2 separate regions of the Homo sapiens genome follow, and region 1 is linked to region 2. The links are chromatin loops, found by intact Hi-C in ENCODE. Cell type or tissue: Calu3. All regions are shown on one strand. Links, peaks and the distances in the headings refer to the core of each region. The heading gives the core; the rest is flanking DNA.

Evidence for each region. A loop is a pair of places that touch in the nucleus more often than their neighbours do. Peaks named below come from ENCODE experiments on the same cell type or tissue, not always from the same donor. Only the 100,000 strongest peaks of a DNase experiment are listed, where the experiment ranks them.
Region 1: a loop joins it to region 2, with 24 times the contacts of the local background. A loop is called at or near these places in 1 of 110 quality-filtered maps.

What each region holds. Positions count from the first base shown.
Region 1 is chr17:40,456,112-40,460,478 of GRCh38, reverse strand. IGFBP4 (insulin like growth factor binding protein 4) reads right to left here. Exons shown (of 4, transcript NM_001552.3): 4 at 2,754-4,030. The coding sequence ends at 3,896. Among named protein-coding and RNA genes, the nearest start is that of IGFBP4, 15 kb to the right of the region's middle. In Calu3, for the core only: no CTCF peak of the experiment used is centred there; DNase peaks (open chromatin) are centred at 708, 1,452, 1,818, 2,198 and 1 weaker place.
Region 2 is chr17:40,210,955-40,215,336 of GRCh38, reverse strand. No RefSeq gene overlaps it. Among named protein-coding and RNA genes, the nearest start is that of WIPF2, 6.2 kb to the left of the region's middle. RefSeq lists an enhancer at 2,086-2,380. In Calu3, for the core only: no CTCF peak of the experiment used is centred there; a DNase peak (open chromatin) is centred at 2,152.

The DNA of each region.
Region 1 (4,367 bases), core at 368-4,367, 250 kb before region 2:
AACCCTGGAGCTTCAGATACAAGAGGGGACAGGTCACTCTGGAAGTGAGGATCTAATTAGACCCTTGGTTGGCTGCAGCAGTGTCTGCTCCTCCATGGGTGTGCCCAGAAGTCTGCCCCACGGTCCTGACCCAACATCCCAGAGGCCAGCCTGCCTCCCAGCTCCATTCCACCACATCACCTTGACTTTCTCTTTCGAGGTCAGAGAGGCCTGGAATACAGGGGGAATCTCTGTCAGGTAACACTTCAGGCCATTTACCACACAGCCACATAACAGCCCCCCACACTGGGAAAGAGGACCGAGCAGGCATCCCAAATCCTGCATGCCTCGTAACATTCCTGGAGCAGCTTGGTGGCAGAATGTGGCTCAGGGTACAGCGGGGTTAGGACAACCAGCCTTTTCCTGGAAAGAGGTGGGAGATGGCAGTGGCTGGAACTTCAGGGCCTGAAGAGCAAGCAGGGCCCAGAGGCTTGGCCAGCTCTCCAGAGATTCCCCAACCTGAATCCAAGGCTGGAATCAGTTCAAGTCTCCATTTTTCCTCCCTACTCCCACCCCACCTTCTTGCCAGTGGAAAACCCAGCCCCCAACCCCCAGCCAACATCAGGGCTTGATCTCTATTAGTGAGCTGGGAAATGGAAACCAAATGCTTGATGTAGATCAGCTAGGGGTTGTTGGCAGGCGGGATGTCCCATCCCCTGCTCCAAGTCAGTGGGAGGGAATGACATGTCTCCAGGAGGCAGGACAGAGCACTCAAGGACTTCAGTTCTCAAGTCCATCCAGGTTTAGTGGTGCCACCAGTACCTCCCTCCCACATCTCCCAGAGGTGCTGACACCCCTGTGGCAACTAGAGAGACCATTTGGGTATTCCCACCGTTTCAAGGGTGGGAGGGCCTAGCTGCAAACAAGAAGCTGCTTTTATTTGCTTTTTGGTACTTAGGACCTGGCTCCAGGATCCTGTGGGCATGAAGCCTGGACAGGGCAGTGTTTCTGTGGGATGTGAAAGTCCTCTCCCCAAAGCACATGTTCATTCTCTAGTGTCAGACATCTCCCCACAAACCCTGAGGTGGGATCACCTAATGAGCGAGAGTCCAGTCATCCACAGCCAGGAGAGACAGGCGTGCTCCGTGAATGTCTCACTCCCTCTCTCCTCACATCGCACACGTGTTCACATGCCACATATACACACCACACAAATGCACACCACACAAATGCACACGCCACATATACACACCACACAAATGCACACGCCACATATACACACCACACAAATGCACACCACACAAATGCACACACCACATATACACACCACACAAATGGCACACCTTCCCTTCACACATCAAACAGGCATGCACACCCCCAAAAAGCCCATACACTCACGTTTCAGGTGTCACTGCGTCATACTCACATGCATGCACACACACATACTCCACAAATGCACGTATGTCACGAAGTTACACCCAGGCCATGCACACAGCTACTTCCAAGCCAATTTGGCTTTTTTGGGAGGCCCATGAAAGAAAAAGGACCTCCTACCACCACTGCCAAGGGTGCAAGCCTAGAGCATCGGGAAGGGGACTAGAGACAAGGGGGTTGAAAAAGATGCCTTAGGGAAAGAGATACTTTCCCTAAACTTGAAACCTAAAACTTAATCTTCAGCGTGCACCACCTCCCATCCCCACAGGCCTTGGCCTGGGCTCCAGAAGGAGGGGACTCTGTGAAGAGTGGCTGGGGCTGAGGAAGCAACCCTCAACACCACTTTGTTCTTTATCTCCTGCTGCTGGCAGCCGCCGTGGTGCCTCAGGGAGACCAGATGGCTGCAGGACTTTGCTGCTGGGGCAGAGCTAGAGAGACAGAACTGCAGACCCAGCCTCAAGATGCAGACGGGACAGGTGCCAACAAAGTTGGGGCCCAGTGAAATCAGAAGCCTGGAAGCGCCTCTGGAGCTGGGGAGGGGGCTGAGAATCCAGGACACAGCTAGATAGGAGGGAGCCCGCGCAGCGGGCGGCAGGCTCAATGCAGCGTCTCCAGACTGCCTGCAACCTCCTGGAAAAAGGCCCCCACCGAGAGATCAGCTTCTGCTCCCGGACCCTCCACCCCCTGCCACACACATGCGTGCACACACACACACAAGGCACAGAGGTGTGGGAGGGGAGGGGCATTTGGAGGATGGCCAAGAGTCCAGGCATACCATGTGAGCACAATCTCTGAAGCTGTGGCTGGCACTGAGTCTACAGCAAAGTCAACCCCTCCCAACCTCAGAATCCAATCTCAGCACAATGCCCGAGTCAGAGATCTCGGCAGTCAGAGCTGTGGAATGTGCTGAAGCATCTACCCCCTTTCCTCAAATGCAGGGCAGTGTCCCTGCCCCTCCCCAACAAATTAATAAATCAAATCCAGATGCAAGCCCAGTCCGCCCGATGCCCTAGGAAATGCCCCAGCCCCACATGCCAGCTGATCCCAGAGACAGCTCTGCCCCCACAGGGCTGTCCTTGGTCATGCCCCCCTTTCAGGAGCCATTGTTTGCCCACCAGGAGTCTAAGTAAAGACAGCGCAGACTTTGAAGCCAAGGAGTTCCCTAGGAAACTTCCGTTGCAGGGAAGAGGAAGGTGGATTGGCCGTCCTTCTGCAGTCCCTTACCATACAGACAGGTCTGGGGACCACACAATACTCACCTCCCAAAATCTGTCCCCGTCTCTCCACCCCTGGTGCATCCCTGTGTCTAACTGAGAATAAATCAACCAAACACAATCATCTGGACATTTTTTGGTTTTGTTCTGTTTTGTTAAAAAAAAGAAAAAGAAGAAAAGACATCATGGCCAACTGGTAGGTTCCTAAGTCTCCTTCCATCCAGTCAAGCCAGAAGATGCCCAGGGGAGTAGGGAGGTGTGGGGAGGGAGGTGTAGGGGAAGGAGATATGGAGAGGGAGGCAGAGCTACAGGGAGCGAGCCACTGGAAGGATAGGTTCATCCCGGTGACTTCATGGCTGTGACCACAAATGGGGTAGGGAACAGGACCCAGGAAGCCCCTCATCCCCTAGCACGTGGGTCTTCTCCATTAGGCACATTCAGTCCACTCTTGCATTCTTTCTTCCCACCCTGACTGCTCAGAGAAATGTACCCCACCTCCCTAGCCCTCTGTGCTTCAAGTCTTCCTTTGACCCCCTTCGCTCTCCCACAGCAGGGCTCTCAGCTGCCAGCCAACCAAGCAGATGGTGCAACAACCAGACCTAAAGGAAGGACCTGGGGAAGAAGAGAAAGGGAGCCTGGCAAGTCTGAGCTTTGGGAGTGGGTCTGGACCTCGTGACCATTACTCCATCTGCTACCCCACGCTTCCTTAGGCTCCCACCCTCTGGCTAGCTTGAGAGGAAGGACGATGGTCAAGGTACATGTCTCTTCTCCTCTGACTCTGGGAATGAGATTTTTCTACTCCCACAGGCTTGAACTCTCCTTATAGGAGTGTCTCCACATGCCAAAATCAGAGGAAGTCAGAATAAAACCTCCCAAGGCTGAAAACTAGAGCTGGCACGTAGTACATGGTCAGTAAATGTTTTTAGGTGGCTGGATGAGTGAAGGAATGAGTGAGTGAGTGAATCCAGGATCGATCTGGAAACACACCAGGGCTCAGACCTCTTGGGCTAAGTGCCAGTCTCAGTCCTCTTGGGCTGTGTAACACCAAAGAGAACACCCCAGGCTCTGGCTTACCCCAAGGGCACACCCATGCTCACAAACACACACACACGCACGCACACGCACACGTGCACACGCGCATTTGAGGGAAACTTCTGGGCCGCAGGCAGAGACAGGACTCAGACTCAGACTCCACTCTGGGTCAGCTCTGCAGCCTCCAGAGCACAGGAGTAGCAGGGGACGCTGAGTCCCTGGCCTGCTGGCAGGCCTCACTCTCGAAAGCTGTCAGCCAGCTGGTGGCAGTCCAGCTCCCCCTTTGGCTCCAGGCCCCCCGGAAGCTTCACCCCCGTCTTCCGGTCCACACACCAGCACTTGCCACGCTGCCCATCCAGAGCTGGGTGACACTGCCAAGAGAAGGACATGAGGGGTCAGTTCCGACGCAGGAAAAGAGACCCCAAGTGACCCACCCCAATCCCAGCCCAGCCCAGCCCCCAAGTCAGACGGTCGCTGCTTCAAGATGGCCTCTGAGGGTGGTGACTCTTTTTTGAGCATGGGTCTTCTGAGCTCACTGGAGCAGGGAGAACATGGTCAAGAAGGAAAGGTCCAGAGAGTTCTGGAAGGCAGGACCTTAAGAAAGCCCTCGGGTTTAAAGGCACAGCTGGATTTGAAAGGCTGGGTTCAGGTTGGAGATGTTTTGGGTACATATTCTGATTGGGTTGGGACTTTAAGAATGGGATTATA
Region 2 (4,382 bases), core at 227-4,226:
CGGCCTCCCAAAGTGCTGGGATTACAGGTGTGAGCCACCTCACCTGGTTCAGAAAATATATTGATATAGAGTTAGAACTTCTGGGGGAGGCAAGAAATTAGGTTACAGAAGTCATCATAAGTTTGACATTTAGTAACACTTACCATGTGCCAGGCACTGTCAAAACCTCACATAGCTCATTTAATCCTCTCAATAACTTTCTGAGGCAGATATTTTTAAGCCCATTTTACAGATGAAGAAACAGACACAGCAAGGTTAATCATCTTGCTCAAAGTCACATATCTATAAGTAGCGAAAGTAAAAGTATCTCCAGAGTCTGTGTTTTTTGTTTGTTTGTTTCAGACAGTCTTGCTGTGTTGCCCAGGCTGAAGTGCAATGGCGCGATCTCGGCTCACTGCAACCTCTGCCTCCCGGGTTCAAGCAATTCTTCTGCTTCAGCCTCCCGAGTAGCTGGGATTGCAGGCACATGCCAGCACGCCCGGCTAGTTTTTGTATTTTTAGTAGAAATGAGGTTTCATCATATTTGCCAGGCTGGTCTTGAATTCCTGACCTCAAGTGATCCACCTGCCTTGGCCTCCCAAAGTGCTGGGATTACAGGTGTAAGCCACCACACCTGGCCCTTTGTTTTTTTGTTTGTTTGTTTGTTTGTTTTGAGATGGAGTCTCGCTCTCTCGCCCAGGCTGGAGTGCAGTGGCGAGATCTCGGCTCACTGCAAGTTCCACCTCCCAGGCTCACACCATTCTCCTGCCTCAGCCTCCTGAGTAGCTGGGACTACAGGAGCCCACCACCACACCTGGCTAATTTTTTTTTTTTGTATTTTTGGTAGAGACGGGGTTTCACCATGTTAGCCAGGATGGTCTCAATCTCCTGACCTCGTGATCCGCCCGCCTCGGCCTCCCAAAGTGCTGGGATTACAGGCGTGAGCCACTGCGCCCGGCATTTTTTTTTTTTTTTTTTGAGACAGAGTTTCACTCTTGTTGCCCAGGCTAGAGTGCAATGGCGAGATCTCGGCTCACCGCAACCTCCACCTCCTGGGTTCAAACTATTCTGCTGCCTCAGCCTCCCTAGTAGCTGGGATTACAGGCATGTGCCACCATGCCCAGCTAATTTTGTATTTTTAGTAGAGACGGGGTTTATCCATGTTGGTCAGGCTGGTCTTGAACTCCTGACCTCAGGTGATCCGCCAGCCTTGGCCTCCCAAAGTGCTGGAATTAGAGGAATGTGCTACTGCGCCCAACCCCTTTTTTTTTTTTCGAGACACATCTTGCCCTGTCGCCCAGGCTGGAGAGCAGTGGCATGATTTCAGCTCACTGCAAACTCCACCTCCTGGGTTCAAGCAATTCTCCTGCATCAGCCTCCTGAGTACCTGGAATTACAGGCGTGCTCCACCACACCTGGCTAATTTTTGTATTTTTTAGTAGAGAAGGGGTTTCACTATGTTGGCCAGGCTGGTCTGGAACTCCTGACCTTGTGATCCACCCTCCTCGGACTCCCAAAGTGCTGGGATTACAGGCGTGAGCCACCGCACCCCGCTGAGCCTGTGTGTGTGGTTTTTTTTTGTTTTTTGTTTTTTGTTTTTTTGAGACGGAGTCTCACTCTGTCGCCCAGGCTGGAGTGCAGTGGCACGATCTCGGCTCACTGCAAGCTCCACCTCCCGGGTTCACGCCATTCTCCTGCCTCAGCCTCCTGAGTAGCTGGGACAACAGGCACCCACCACCACGCCCGGCTAATTTTTTGTATTTTTAGTAGAGACAGGGTTTCACTGTGTTAGCCAGGATGGTCTCGATCTCCTGACCTCATGATCCACCCACCTCGGCCTCCCAAAGTGCTGGGATTACAGGCATGAGCCACCGCGCCCGGCCTTTGTGTGTTTTTTTTTTAGATGGAGTCTCATTCTGTCACCCAGGCTTGAGTGCAATGGTGCGACCTCGGCTCACTTCAACCTTCACCTCCCAGGTTCAAGCGATTCTCCTGCCTCAGCCTCCCGAGTAGCTGGGACTACAGGCGCATGCCACCACACCTGGCTAATTTTTGCATTTTTCTTAGAGACAGGGTTTCACTGTTAGCCAGGCTGGTCTCGAACTCCTGACCTCGTGATCTGCCTGCCTCAGCCTCCCAAAGGGCTGGGATTACAGGCATGAGTCACCATGCCTGGCTGAGTCTGCGTTCTTAATGTCCTGGCTGGTGACTTTCCACCCTACCATATCCAATGTCACAGGGTCTTGCTCCGTCACCCAGGCTGGAATGCAGTAGCACAATCATAGGTGGCTGTAACTTGGAACTCCAAGGTTCAAGCAATCCTGCCACAGCTTTCCAAATAGCTGTGACTACAGGCCCACACCACCATGCCCAGCTAATTTTTTTTTTGTTTTTAGTAGAGACAAGGTCTCACTGTGTTACCCAGGCTGATCTGGAACGCCTAGGTTCCAGTGATCCTCCTGCCTTAGCCTCCTAGAGTGCTGGGATTACATGTGTAAGCCACTACACCCAGTCCCAATGTTCCTTTCTTATAACAAATATTTTGCAACACTAATATCCCAAAGTGAAATGAACAGATAATATAACCTGCCTGGACACATGATTTCAAAAAACAAATCAATATGATGTCTTGATTATAAAAAAGACAAATAGGCCGGGCACGGTGGCTCACACTTGCAATCCCAGCACTTTGGTAGGCCAAGGCGGGTGGATTACCTGAGGTTAGGAGTTCAAGACCAGCCTGGCCAACATGGGGAAATCTCATCTCTACTAAAAATATAAAGAATTAGCCAGGCATGATGGTGGGCACCTTTAATCGCAGCTACTCAGGAGGCTGAGGCAGGAGAATTGCTTGAACCCGGGAAGCAGAGGTTGCAGTGAGCTAAGAGCATGCCATTGCACTCCAGCCTGGGCAATGAGAGTGAAACTCCGTCTCAAAAAAAAAAAAAAGACAAATAGAAGGATGGCGTTTCAATATGCAAATACCCAGGCACCATTACACTAGAAGATAAAGTAGTCAGATACTTGCACCCATACCTAGAATCACTAAGAGTGTGGTAGAGATAAATGCAGACTGACCTAAGGGTGTTGTATAGAACAGCATTGCCATTAGGGTTGTGATTTTCCAAAATGGTAAACAACTTTTGATAAAGTTCTGAACAATACAAAACAATTTACATAGTAGTTGCATTCTTGGAAAAAAACAGGTCATATTAAATACGTGCAAAAATATTTCATGTTTATGCCTTCCTTTGTCTGCCAGGCCAAGTACCTGGAAGACTCTGTCTCCCCAAAAAACAACTAAAAATCTCAGATAAAAATTATTATTTTTTTAAATTTTTTTTTAGACGGAATTTCACGCTCTCGCCCAGGCTAGAGTGCAGTGGCAGAATCTCAGCTCACTGCAACCTCCGCCTCCTGGGTTCAAGCGATTCTCTTGCCTTAGCCTCCCGAGTAGCTGGGATTACAGGTATGCGCCACCACGCCTGGCTAATTTTTTGTATTTTTAGTAGAGATAGGGTTTCACCATGTTAGCTAGGATGGTCTCAATCTCCTGACTTCATGATCTGCCACCTTGGCCTCCCAAAGTGCTGGGATTACAAGCATGAGCCACCGCGCCTGGCCTAATTTTTTTTTTTTTTTGAAATGGAGTCTCATTGTGTTGCCCAAGCTGGAATGTAATGGCGTGATCTTGGCTCACCACAACCTCTGCCTCCTGGGTTCAAGCGATTCTCCTGCCTCAGCCTCCCGAGTAGCTGGGATTACAGGCATGAGCCACCACACCCAGCCTAAATTTTTTTAAATTTTAAATGCTTTGATGAGCTGCTGAAAAAGTAAGGAATTTTCAGGGCAAAATAAAATAAGGCAGGGGATGCAGAGAGAGGTCAGTGGAACACTGAAACAAGCTTTTACTCTGAGGGCACTTGACTAACCTGGTGAACTTGAACTTTTGTTATTGTCTCATGGGAAGGGGAAACACCCCAAAACCTCTCCAGAGGGGAATTTTTTTTTTTTTTTTGAGATGGAGTCTTGCTCTATCACCAGGCTGGAGTACAGAGGTGCAGTCTCGGCTCACTGCAAGCTCTGCCTCCTGGGTTCAAGCAATTCTCCTGCCTCAGCCTCCCAAGTTGCTGGGACTACAGGCGCGTGCCAGCACGCCCAGCTAATTTTTTGTATTTTTAGTAGAGACGGGGTTTCACCATGTTGGCCAGGATTGTCTCAATCTCTTCACTTCATGATCTTCCCGCCTCAGCCTCCCAAAGTGTTGGGATTACAGGCATGAGCCACCGTGCTCAGTCTTCAAAGGGGAATTTAATAGGAGATTCCCCCACCGTAAAGATGGGACCCACTCACGCCTGTAATCCCAGCACTTTGGGAGGCTGAGGTGGGTGGCTCACTCGTGA